Linked DNA regions of Mus musculus: regions 2 and 3 are each linked to region 1. The links are chromatin contacts, found by POLR2A ChIA-PET in ENCODE. All regions are on one chromosome and are shown on one strand. The core of a region is the stretch at or near the end of the contact, and the rest is flanking DNA. Distances in the headings are between cores, read along the strand shown. Region 1 holds the start of Ppp2r5b (protein phosphatase 2, regulatory subunit B', beta). Region 2 holds the start of Sf1 (splicing factor 1). Region 3 holds the start of Men1 (multiple endocrine neoplasia 1).

What was found. ChIA-PET counts read pairs that join two places held with the same protein, here RNA polymerase II (POLR2A).
Region 2: POLR2A ChIA-PET joins it to region 1 with 18 read pairs in Patski. The contact joins the promoter of Sf1 here to the promoter of Ppp2r5b in region 1. POLR2A ChIA-PET finds 5 or more read pairs at or near these places in 4 of 5 experiments (Patski and embryonic stem cell).
Region 3: POLR2A ChIA-PET joins it to region 1 with 22 read pairs in Patski. The contact joins the promoter of Men1 here to the promoter of Ppp2r5b in region 1. POLR2A ChIA-PET finds 5 or more read pairs at or near these places in 4 of 5 experiments (Patski and embryonic stem cell).

What each region holds. Positions count from the first base shown.
Region 1 is chr19:6,233,348-6,237,676 of GRCm38, forward strand. Ppp2r5b (protein phosphatase 2, regulatory subunit B', beta) reads right to left here and starts at 2,493. Exons shown (of 14, transcript NM_198168.3): 1 at 2,165-2,493; 2 at 1,286-1,752; 3 at 430-626. The coding sequence starts at 1,484.
Region 2 is chr19:6,361,376-6,365,704 of GRCm38, forward strand. Sf1 (splicing factor 1) reads left to right here and starts at 2,315. Exons shown (of 13, transcript NM_001110791.1): 1 at 2,315-2,743; 2 at 4,289-4,329. The coding sequence starts at 2,713. Gm14966 (predicted gene 14966) reads right to left here and starts at 2,335. Exons shown (of 3, transcript NR_168058.1): 1 at 2,232-2,335.
Region 3 is chr19:6,332,956-6,337,284 of GRCm38, forward strand. It overlaps Men1 (multiple endocrine neoplasia 1), which reads left to right and starts at 2,058. Exons shown (of 10, transcript NM_001168489.1): 1 at 2,058-2,127; 2 at 2,490-2,950; 3 at 3,770-3,978; 4 at 4,198-4,326. The coding sequence starts at 2,506.

The DNA.
Region 1 (4,329 bases), core at 1,243-3,742:
CAATCTTCATCTAAACACCAAGCTCATGCAAGTCAAGGGCTGGAGACCCAAGGGTGGCTTGACACATCCGTGTGTGGATGTGGTTCAGCAGTGATGGTAAGGTTGAAAGCAGTGGACAGCCCAGGCATTCAGAGCCCAAGCGTTTCTGATCAGACTGGGCGAGAGGGTTTCTTAGAATAGCCCATGCCTGAGTCAGACCATGGAAGACAAGTGGCCCAGAGGACAGGTACCCTAGGCCCAGCTCACTCAAGTATAGGGACAACAGGGAGAGGAAATCCCGAGACGGTGTCGGGCAGCAGTGAGACCCAGTGGAAGTGGGAGCACGCGCCTGCGACCAAGCTGAAGTGTATGCACTTATTCCTCCCACACGGGTCCCAGAGGTAGCCTGAGAGAATTCTTGTTCCCCGAGCGAGGCTGGGCAGTGCTTACCATGCGGATGATGTCTGGGTAGACGGGCTCGATGAGCACACCCCGGGTGCAACCCACACATTCCACCAGTTCATTGAGGGCTGCACGCTTCACCTCCTTCCCCTTGAGGTCAGCCACGCAGTCCAAGAAGTCAAACATCACCCCACATTGGGCCAGTTTCCGGCTCAGCAACTCATGCAACTCAGAGGCTGGCACATCTGCGGGGAGGGACAGGGAGACCTCCTGGATCTAGCCGCCAAGGGCTCTGGACGGGATGGATCTCCACCTCCCTCAGGCTGACTTTCCAGGAAGCTTCAGCTGCCCCCATACAAGGTACTCTGGTACAGCTAGCAAACAATTCTAGTCCCATCCTTCACTCCCGGGAGGCTGAGGGGAAAAAGTGGTCCTCTCTTCTAATCCAGGATCAGAGACCTCATGACTTTAAAGCAAGATCACAACCCTGGGTATGCAAGCATTCCCCACCCCTCCCCAGACACTTACCTCCCTCAACACATGGAGCCAAAAGTAGAAATCGGGCCAGGAAGTGGGGGGTGGGATTTAGTGATCACAGGGCATCATGCCAAGCACCTACCCCAGGACCTAGGCAGCTGGCTGGACTGATAGGAGCCTCCTGAAACCTAGGCTGTGTGCCCCACCCTTGGCCCTTGCCTGCCCCTGGCACCACTTCCAGATGCCCCACCTCCAGAGATGACAGGCCAGTCAGGCCATGCGTCAGCAGAGGCCTGGAGATTGGGGGTCAGTTCCAGTGGAGTTCCTAGCCTAAAAGAGATCCAAACTCTACCAGACCTCTGCTTCTCCCTTGGTCCTCCCCTACCTTGCTTCCTTCTGGGTACCCTGGCAACCAACAACAGCTCACCTTTGAGCAGGGGCAGTGGAGTGAGCTCTTGCTGGTTGCTCTGATAGCGGAACTGAGAAGAGCTGTGTGAGCGACGGGGCCGGGCCCTGCGGAGGGACCTGCGGGAGAAGCCATCCACCTTGTCTGGTGGTGGCACTGGAGACAGCCCTGGGGAGGAGGGGCTTGTGGGGGTGCTCGCAGGGGGCAGCTTCGTCTCCATGGCCAGTGGACAACACGGGTCAATCTTTCAGAGCCCAGGGGGCTCCTTGTGGGTCTGGAGTAAGTTGAATGAGGCCACACACACTAACTGGGACCCATCCTGTCCAGCATGTTTCAGGGGGTGGGGGAGGCACGGCCACAGTCCTGACCCCCCCAGGGCCTCTGGCAACTGCCCAGTCCTGGGGGGGCAGGTAAGGTAGAAAGGCAATGGCTCAGGTCTTTCCTGGGGATCCAGAAGAGTTCCAGTCAGGGTTCCCACGCTGGCTCTTCTGAGAAGTCAGGTTAGAAAGGTCAGCAGGAGAGACACAGAGAGCAGGTCGGTTCTTTCCAAAGACAGCCCGCGTGGTGCAGTTGCTCCCTTACTTCTTTTCCCTCCTTCCCTCGCTAGACCCCAAAACAAGGGCGCAACCATGCCCCTCCCTTCTTCCAGGCCCAAGCTCTAAAGTAGCCCCTCCCCAAATACGGCCTATGGCTACTACTCAGGATGGGGACTCTATTAGCATCCCCAGATCCTTACAGCAGTGTGACTCCAGCTCCACTAATGTCTCCTGTCTCAGTGCACTCACCCAAAAAATGAGGGTCCTGTTCTCGTGCACCCCCTTTCAGACCCTAGCATCTCTCCTCATATCCCGCTCCTTCCTGGTCTCCAAACCTCAATGTGGTATTGGGGTACACACTCACTTCTCAGAAACCCAGACTTTGGTCGCCGACCCTAGAGGTTGCCTCGGTGGAAGAGACGACGGTTCAAGGGTCCTTAGCGGTGGTTCTGCCGCTCGGGGCGCTGGGGCTGGGCGGCGGCGCTCCTGGGTTCGCTCCCAGGCTCTGGGGGTGCTGGAGCATGCCCCCAGCTCAGCCCCAAAAGGGGTCGGGCACTCGGTGGGCTCTGGGCTGGGCCCCGGCAGCACGCGACCCTCGGCAGATATCCCGGGACTCAGATCAGCGCGGTGCAGCGCAGCGGGAGCCCCGGCTCGCTGCGCACCGGCACCCGCCGCCCAGCTGCTCAGGATGACATCAAGTCACCTCCCCCCCTCCCGGCCCGCACCTCCCTCCGCTAGGGGGGGCTGCGTCAGGGAGGACTCGGGGCCTCTGGGAAATGTAGTCCCCACCCTGCTTAAAGGAAGCAACCGAACTTTACGGGTAACCTCGGAGCTAGGGGAGGAACTCAGTACTTCCGAGAAAAGCTGAGGATTTTAAAACCTGCAAGCAGACTGGGGCAGAGTCCAGCTCAGAACTGGACTCCCGAATTCTGGAAGGGACACTGTGTAGGGAAAGAAAAGGACTCGGTGTTGGAACCTGCTAATGCAAGACAGAGTCCTACCTAGCATGATGTGCCAGGCCCACAATTTGGTCTGAGCCATCTGTCCCTCAGGCCATCCTCTCTCCTCATACTCAGCCCAGATTGAAGCCGGACACTTACAAAACCCCTTGCATCCGGCGTTGGAGGGGTTAACAGTCGGGTTTGCGTTAGCGCCTGCTGGGAGGGGTGTGGTTCACTAGAGGCTCTTGGGAAATGAAGTCCATTCTCCCGGCCTGCAGTGCCCCTCCTGTCACTTACTGTCCATGGTGACATCATGGTCTGTAGTTTAAAGGGACAGCCCTGGGATGCCAAAGCAAGGAGGGCAGAAGGTGCTACCCTGGAGCTGCCCCCATCCTAAGGCACAGTACCTCCCAGCTCCTCTGGTGCCAAGATGTGCCTTGGAGAGTGGGGAGTTCTTGATCAAAACCCCATTGCTGGGTATCAAAGGCTCAGCTGTATTCCAAGAGTTTGGCATTCTGGCCAAAAGTTCCCAGCCTGCAGTCCCGGGCTCCCTTCATAGTACCTGGTCGCCAACACTCTATTCCCTACAATGACTGTGAGACCTTTATCCTGAAGTTTTACCTAGGTGACAAACTGGTCCTTGCTGAGCAGCAGGAGAGAGAGAGCAATGAGGTTGGGGGAATTGGGGTGCTTTTTGGCCCCACCCATTTATGGACCCTGGTGATCACTTAGTGCTGCAAAAGAAGTCTGTTTACCTAAGAAGTGCCCACCTTAGAGCAACAAACAGCCAAAGCCTGTATCGAGGACACTGTTCTAGAGTCTAGCACCTCAATGGATGGGTACCCAGATCAAGCGATGGCTACCCAGAGACAGTACTCCCTTTGCTCAGAGATAGCAGATCTTCACTTCCCGTTTTGCTCTGTTCTTCACCTGCCAGACAGAACAGGAACCCCTAAACTACCACTTGGCCCACCTCCAGGGCTCAGACATGGCTTCCCTCCCCCTTACTCCCTAATAATAAGCCGGGAAAGCCAGACCCACAGAGCCTCTTCCCGCCAGACCAGAACCCAGAGGCCAAGGCAGGAGGGACGCCTTGCTGCCTGTGACAAGGTAGTGCTCTCCACAGACTCTCGGCTGCAGTGTTCAGGCCAGGCTGCCCAAAGCCACCCATGCCTGGCAGGGGCCTAGATGATGCAGGAAGAAAACTAGTGGAAGAAAATGGCTTTGGGATTTTAAATTTTTGATGCGGAGGATGAGGTGAGGCTTCCCACAAGCAGAGCAAGAGCTTCCTACTCACCTCAGAAGTAGACTCGCTTTCAAACAGGCATTGCAAGATAACGGGTTAAAAAGTATTTTCTTACTCTTTTTAAACTTGGGGGTTGTGTTTGTTTGTTTGTTTGTTTGTTTGTTTGTTTGTTTTGAGACAGGGTTTCTCTATAAAACCCTGACTGTCCTGGAACTCACTCTGCAGACCAGGCTGACCCCAAACTCAGAGATCTGCCTATGTCCCAAGTGCTGGGATTAAAGTTGTAAGCCACAATACCCAATTCTTTTCACACTCTTACTCTTAGCAAAGTGTCATTGTATT
Region 2 (4,329 bases), core at 1,065-3,564, 130 kb after region 1:
TGGATACAGGCTGTGGACAGACCATGGCCTGAGTGCTCCTTGACATTCCTAGTGCCATGATTGATCAAGGTTCCAAGAGTTCCCATGCTATGCCTCCACCATCACTTACTTTTTTATTGCTGTGACCCAGGAAAGTTAGAGGAGAGAGAGCTTATTGCTTACAGTTCAGAGGGTGAGCCCATGGCAACCTTGGTGGGGAGCATGGCGGCAGGAAGCAGGCAGCTTCTGTTGTAGTAGCTGAGAATTTACACTGAATCAGCAGAAAGACGGAGACAGACAAGAGACTAGGCCTGGTGTGGGCTTTTGAAATTACCCACAGTGATAGACCTCCTCCAACAAGACCATGTCTCCAAATCCTTCCCAAATAGATCTACTAACTGGGGTTAAGCATTCAAATAAGTCTAAGGGGTCCACTCTCATTCAAACTTCCACAGCCTGCTCTGGCCAGCTACATAATGGTTTTCAGTATTTGGGACTGAACCGAGGCCCTTGGCCATACTAAGCAAGTATTCTACTACTGTGGGGCTTTTGTTGTCGTTGTTAAGTCTTTAGAGATTATTTTAATGTGTATAAGTGTTTTATCTACATGTATGTTTGTACATCAGCAGTAAGAGCAGTGCCTGAGGTGTCAGAACAGGGAGTCACGATCCTCTGGAACAGAAGTGAGATGGTTGTTAGTTGGTGTGGAAGAGTATCCAGCACTCTTTTTTTTTGTTTGTTTTGTTTTTCCAGACAGGGTTTCTCTGTGTAGCCCTGGCTATCCTGGAACTCACTCTGTAGACCAGGCTGGCCTCAAACTCAGAAATCCTCCTGCCTCTGCCTCCCGAGTGCTGGGATTAAAGGCGTGCGCCACCACCGCCCTGCTGTCCAGCACTCTTAACTGCCGAGCTGGCCCCTCCTCTGCTTAGGTTGATAGGTTTCTTGGGTATTACAGTTGGCTTTTCTACTTTCACATGTCTGCTGATGTAATCTGGGAGTTACATGTGCTAGGTTCTACCACTCAATTGTATTTTCTGCCCAGACATTTGCTCTTTCTCTGTTCTATGGCCATTTCCTCCCTACCTGTCATAGTCTGTTGACTTGTACCATCCACCATACTTGAGTTTCTTATCTTTGTAGTCTCTTTATTCCTAGATTACTCCAAACCTTCTGTTGTCTACATGTCTACTTTTCTACATCATTTTAAAAGATTACTTAGTCTTATGTATATGGGTGTTTTGTCTGCATATAAGTCTGTGCACCATATATATGCAGTGCCTGTGAGGCCAGAAGAGGGTTCTGATATCCTGGGACTGAAGTTACGGATGGTTGTGAGTCACCATTTAGGTTCTAGGAATCCAACCTGGGACTCTGGAAGAGTAGCCAGTGCCTGGTCTTATCTGCTATTTCTCTAGCCACTCTAATTACATATTAAACACTGTTTCCCCTACTGGGTCTAAATAACCTCTCTGTGAGAACCCTATCTATCCCCAGTTCTATTATGTTGTGCTAACCTGTTTCATTACTCTCATGTTTATTTCATGGGAAGGAATGTTTGGCCTCAGTCTCATTTACAAGTTCCCTACCATTTTTATGGGTAATTTTAAGGTACCCGAAACAAATTTCCAACGCATTGAGATTTCCCTGGAAGTGCACACTTTTAGACTAACTTTTGAAATGACTTTCTCTCCCCTCTCCAAGAAGGACTTGGAGCGCCTGACTTTTCCTTTACAAGAGTTAGTATGTGCCATTGAACCTGGATTTTTTGAGACAGATATACTGTACCCCAGGTTAGCCCCAAACTCATGTCAGCTCTCCTGTCTCAGCCTTTCAAGTTCTCGGGTGACAGGCTACTTGGCTACCTTGTACCGGAATGAAATAAAGTCTTTAAATACACCCACCAACTACCCTAGTTTTGAGCCATTTCGTAACACTATTTTTCAGAGAAAACAGGAAGTCTTTCTCTACTCTACCTGCAGCTTCGACGTATCCTGTTCGTCAGCTCGAGCCCGCCCCTTCGCCGCGGTCCCTAGTTACCTCTAGCACAATGACTAACGTCACTTAAGGCCTCCGTTCCGCCCCTCTGGGGAAGGGGGCGGGGACACGCGTGCCCTCCCTACGCATGCGCACCCCTGCTCTCCGCCTTGGTTCCGGCTTCTCCTCCCGGCTTTCTCCATTCTCGAGCGGCTGGCTCCTGGGGGAGGGGAATCGTTTCAGCCAATCGTGTGGCACTACGACGCCGAGGCGCTTACCTCCATCGGTTTCAGCCAATGAGCTAGCCGTTCTCTCACGTCACAGACTTTGCCCCCTCCTATTCCCCTGCCACTCTGGCCTCAGTCCGCGCAGTAACAAGGAGTGCGCGCTGCGACACCTCCCAGTTCCCCCGGCCCCGCCGCCATTTCGTCGCCGGGCCTAACGGTTCGGCCAATCCCGACCCATATTGAAAAGAGCCAGTGCTCCACCAATCGGAGGCCGCTGCCTCCGACCTCACCTCGGGCCGGCCCAATCCAGGCCGCGGCCCCTCCGCCCCGAGCCCGCCCCCGCGGCGTCCTTTCTCCTCCCTCTTTGTGCGTCTGGCGCCGCCGCCGCCCGCCGCGTGAGAGGACGGGCTCCCCGCGCTCTTCAGCCGCGTAGTCGGGTCCCCTCCCCCCCACCTCCAGCTCCCGGAAGGTTCGTGAAGGAGAAGTCGCCGCGGAGGACGAGGAACCGCTGCTGCCGGTCCCCTGGGGCGCCATGGCGACCGGAGCGAACGCCACGCCGCTGGGTAAGCTGGGCCTACCAGGCCTTTCCCCACTTCCTGGGCCCAGAGGCAGCTTCAAGCCCAGCCTATTGGCGCTCGGGACGCCGCTGCCGGGGGCCCTAACCACGGCCTTGTCCTTAGCGGCGGTGCCGTCACCGCCGCCGCCCCCGGCCTCGTACCCGCCATAGCAGCCGCCCCCGCGCCGCCGCCGCTCTTTTCAGCGAGGGTCGCCTCCGCGCCAGGACCAGCAGCCGGGCCAGCCCGGTGGCGGCGGAGGTGAGTCGGGCCGATAGAGCGCGAGAGTCGTCGGGCGAACCGAACCGGCCGACGGAGGGGCAACGCCACCGCGGTTGGACGCGGCGAGGACGCGCGCGCGCGCACGGGAGGCCCGGGCGGACGCGCCACGGGGAACGCGCGGCCTGGTTTGGGAGGCTTCGATTGCGCACGCGCACCGCGAGAACCAGAAGGGCGGGAGGAAGCGTTCTTCGCGCAGACGCAGTGAGGCGTTCAGGCTTTGTGGCGCAATTGTGGTAGTTTTGGAAGAAGCCACCTGTTGCCCCCTGAGCTCCTGCTATGGAGGACAGGAGAGTCAGGTCCACGGGACGACGTGGTGTGAGTGGCTCCCTTGATGGTTTTTAGCAGCCCCGTGGCAGGAGTGTCTCCTTTCACAGTGAGGCGAGTTCGGAAGGCTACTAGGGATGCTTGAGTTCGATCATTTATTAAAGGTTTTCTCCTTTTGTTTTCTAGAAGGTTCTCAGAGTGACCAGCTTTCCCCGTGCTGTTTTAAAAGGCTTTTTCTCTGGGCCTGTAATCTGAGAAGTAGAAAACCTTGTGTGGTAAATGTAGGGAAGAATGTAATAAATCAGAGTTCTGATGACAAGTGTCCACTGGTCAGGAAAACTGATCTTTCCACGAGTAAGAATGGTCATATTGAAGGATGGCATGTTTCCCACAGTAATGTGTAGCAAGAGATTTGTTGTGTACTCTTGTAGCTTGAGTTCCAATGCTTTGTGGGCCTCATTCCAGTTTCCTCTTTTCTGCCCTTTAAGGCATTCAGAATTGATAATATGTATCTGTACACTTCTGATTCTGGGTTTCTGTGCATTAAGTCTTGGAAGCAAGGGCATGATGGTTCATGCTTTTAATCCTAGCACTCTGGAGGCAGAGGAAGGTGGGGCTTTGAGTTTGATGCCAGTCTACATAGTTTAAGACTGCCAGGGTTCTCTAAAGGGACTTCTGTCTCAAAAAACAAACAAAAGATCCAAAGAGTTGGAGATATGCATCAGTGGTAGAGCTCTTACCCAATATATGCAAAAACTCTGATGTTAACACTACAAAAGAAATGTGTTCCTTGTTACATTCTCTAGTATTTTCGTTTTAAAAGAACTAAATGTGAACTGTTCCTTAACTTTCCTGACAGGAGGATCTTTAAAATGGCTGCTTGTTTTCTCTGACCTCTGAGATTTCTTTCTTTTTAAAAATTTAGGTGATTTCAGTTTAGTTTTAATTATCATGAACTGCTTGCCTTCTGGTTCATATTTCTGCCTGATGGGCTCTGTCTGTCTTTAGACTTCCCAAGTAAGAAGAGGAAGAGGAGCCGATGGAACCAA
Region 3 (4,329 bases), core at 808-3,307, 99 kb after region 1:
CCACATGTATCATGGAAGCTAAAAGAGGACATTGGATTCTGTGATATCTGATTTACAGACAGTTGTGAGCCACCACCGGAACCTCTGGAAGAGCAGTCAGTGCTCTTAACAGCTGAGCCCTTTCTCCAGCCCCAATTTTTGTGTTTGTTTTCTGAGACAGGATCTCACTATGTAGCCGTGGCTGGCCTGGAACTTGTTTGCAGAGTACTAGGATTAAAGGTATGCATCACCATGACCAGCCCCTCTTCAAAAGAATAATATATAGTTTATTCTAAAGCCAAATTTGAGTAACCATGGTCCAGGAATACAAATTTAGGTTAATCCAAACTCCATGTTCCAATATGACAGCAATTTCTTAGCTTTACAGAACAAAGAAACTTAAAAATCAAAGAAACTTTAAAATGCATGGGTAGATGTAGCTGGATGGTGATGGCTCACACCTTTAACCCCAGCACTCAGGCAGAGACAATCAGATCTCTCTGAGTTTGAGGCCAGCCTGGTCTACAGAGTGAATTCCAAGACATCCATGGCTACACAGAAAAACCCTGTCTCTAAAAACAAAAAACAAAACAGACAAACAAACAACCAAAAAAGAAAGAAAGAAAGAAAGAAAGAAAGAAAGAAAGAAAGGAAGGAAGAAAGGAAGAAAGAAAGAAAGGAAGAGGTTCTGCTTGTATATGTGTGTGGTGTCTTTACACCTGTGTAAGGAGCTGCTCAGATGTGGAAAACAGAAAGATCACATATCCTTCTTTATGACTCTCTCTGTCTTCTTCCCTTTACACAGGCTCTCTCTCTGAACCTGCAGCTAGGTCGTTAGGCAGGAAGTCCCAAGACCCTCCTCCCTTTAACCCCCACACTGACCCCATTCCCCATCCATGCCCTATAATGCTAGGATTCCAAACGTATAAGTGAATTCTGGGTATTTGAACTCAGGTCCTCCTACTGGTACAACAAAAGGCTCTCAGCTGCTACATCATCTCCTCAGCTTCATCTATTGAGGTCTTGGTCTCAGACAAAAAGACTTCGTTTTGGAAACAGGGTCATTACAGACTTCGTGAATTAAGATGAGGTCATGAAGCCTTGTGGGAGGGGTGGTGCCATGTGGACTGGTGGTGAACATCTATAATCCCAGCATGGTGGAGGCTGAGGCAGGAATATTGTGAGTCTGTGGCCAGTCTGAACTAAAAAGCAAGATCCTGTCTAAGGTAAAACTGACCTTGAACTTCCTGATTTTTTTTTTCTTTTCTTTCCTTAATTTTATTTTACCTATGTGTGTGCATAAGGTGCCTGCTTGGAGCCTGCAGAGGACAGCAGAGAACATTGGACCTCCTAAAGTGGGGCTAAAGACCCAGTTGTGAGCAAACATGTACATACTGGGAACGCAGGGTCCTGAGCCAGAGCCGCCAGGGCTCTTAACTCTGAGTCATCTCTGAAGTCCACCCTGAGTTCCTTGCCTCTAATTTCAAGGACTGGTATTGGATCATAGACCAGTCTTGCCTTGAGCTCACCAAAATCCTTCTGCCTCCGCCGTACTGTGTTCAGCCTTGCATTCTTTTTAGGTGTGGATGTTTCGTCTGCCTTTTTATGTGTGTGCACCAAGTCAAGCTTGGTGGAGGTCAGAGAAAAGCATGGGTCCTCTGGAAGTGGAGTTACAGATGGTGAGCCACAATGTGGGTGTGGGGACCTAAACTTGATCCCAGGTCCTTTGCAAAAGCAACAAGTGCTCTGAACAGCTGAACCAGGTCTCCAGCCTCCTTGTAGTGTTTTAGAGCAACAGTTTCCCTCACATCTTAAACTGGCCATAATACACACTGCAGGGGCGCTACTGCGCCTGAGTTTAATCCTAGGACTACAATCTCCCAGAAGTCACGGAGGAACTTCTTCTGGCGTGATCCTAGATGACCAATCGTTGAGGAGCTCAGCTTACCCGCCCTGGAGCAGCAGGACTACTTCTTCCATAAGCCATTGCGGGTTTGGCTGTCATTTTCAGATTTAGAGAGGGCCGGGTGAGCAAGGACTCCCCATTTCCCAGCAGGCAGTGCGGCCATAGGAGGCGCGGGACTTCATTTCCCAGCAGGCTTCAGGCGGCGGGCGCCGCGGTGCCTTGTGTGGGATGTAAGCGCGGAGGTGGGCGCGGGGGACCGAAGCCGGGACTCTCCTTGGGACTTGTGGGAGGCTGGTTTGGGTTTGCCTTCTGGACAGGCTCCAGAGGGCCGGGTAGAGATTGTAGGGACTGGAGGGGCGGCCTTTGAGGGTCCCCAATAGGTCTTTGGGAGCAGCCTCATCGGGGCTGGGGGTCCCGGAATTGTAAGGAACTAGAAGGCCCTATATAGCCTTGGTTGAAGGGTCTCAGAAACCGAGCCGCCGCCCGTGAGCACAGGACGAAGCGGCTGGCGAAGCAGAATTGTGGCGGAGGGTAGAGCCTTAGCCGAGCCTGGGAGGGGGCTCTCTCGCCGAGCCCGACCCTCCCTCCCTCGGCTCGCCCGCAGGCCACCGCCCGCCGCCATGGGGCTGAAGGCCGCCCAGAAGACGCTGTTCCCTCTGCGCTCTATCGACGACGTGGTGCGCCTGTTTGCTGCAGAGCTGGGCCGAGAGGAGCCTGACCTGGTGCTCCTGTCCTTGGTCCTGGGCTTCGTGGAGCATTTCCTGGCTGTCAACCGTGTCATCCCCACCAACGTGCCGGAGCTCACCTTCCAGCCCAGCCCCGCACCCGACCCTCCTGGTGGCCTCACCTACTTCCCGGTGGCCGACCTATCCATCATTGCTGCCCTCTATGCCCGATTCACCGCTCAGATCCGCGGCGCTGTGGACCTCTCCCTCTATCCTCGAGAGGGAGGTGTTTCTAGTCGCGAACTGGTAAAAAAGGTCTCGGATGTCATATGGAACAGCCTCAGCCGCTCCTACTTCAAGGACCGGGCCCACATCCAGTCCCTCTTCAGCTTCATCACAGGTTGGAGTCAGACAGGTGGTCAGGAGAGCAAATGAGTGTTGTCTTACCTCTTCTCATGTCTGAACAATATGGCTTATAGCCCTTTTGAGACTTGTAAACCTTGTGTGGTGGGGCAGGTATTATTTCTCCTTCGCAGTTGTGGAAAGAGAATTCTGAAGAGGGGAATGTCAGAATGACAGGGCTGAGACTGGAACCTGGTCATTTGGTGCCAGCTTTTACTCCCCAGTCTTTCAACAGTCCCAGCCCTGCCATTGAATAGCCAGAGGGATCTGGCAGCCCAACATATGGGGAAAGAAGGTGGTAGCAGACTGGGGAGGTAGGACAAATGGGTGGGTACATTTGAGACAATTAAGATTATACCTTTGAAAATATTTTGAAAGGAAGCACGGGCTTGACTAAGGACAAAGTGCTTCAGCTCTCCGTGCAATGTACTGAGCAAGCATCTGAGGCCTCTTGTGAGCTTTGAGGAAAAAAGTGCAGAGATAAATCAGAACATGAAGAAGGGAGGGGTGGGGGTTCGTGGGGTCATGGGCTTGCTCTCCTTGACACAGTCTGATAGCTGTACAATAGACACTGGGTTAAGTCATTATGTTAACAGAAGTACTTGGTGTAGAAAAGGGAGGGGCAGTTTCTGGCTGGGTGGACCTGAGATCCAGAAGGGTTCTGGGGTTGGGTTATTGGGAGGGAGCTGCTGCGAGCATAAAAGGGTGAACATAGTGGATAGGGTGTGTGATGCCTGGATACAGGCTTGAGAGGTGCTAGAGGGGGCATGGCTCCCTTCTTCCAGGACAGAGCTCTCATGACTGCCCTTTACCACAGGCACCAAACTGGACAGCTCGGGCGTGGCCTTTGCAGTGGTAGGGGCCTGCCAGGCTCTGGGTCTCAGAGATGTCCATCTGGCCCTGTCTGAAGATCATGCTTGGGTGGTGTTTGGGCCCAACGGGGAGCAGACAGCTGAGGTGACGTGGCACGGCAAAGGCAACGAGGACCGCAGAGGCCAGACAGTCAATGCCGGTGTGGCTGAGCGGGTATTGTATCTTCCCTCCATTGTGCCCTTTTCCTTCTGTGAGTCTAAGTGACCTGAGGGATTCTGCTCCCCAGGCCAGGCTCCCCTACCACTGTCCCTCTGTGTTTATGTACCAAGGCGGGGGGCGGAGGCAGGGCAGGTGAATTGATTTACGTTGCTGTGCCCTAGAGCAGGCTCAAGGTGGTACATCCTGAGATGTCTGCTTTTCTCCCTTTCCAAGAGCTGGCTGTACCTGAAGGGGTCGTACATGCGCTGCGACCGTAAGATGGAGGTGGCGTTCATGGTGTGTGCCATCAACCCTTCCATCGATCTTCACACTGACTCTTTGGAACTGTTGCAACTACAGCAGGTG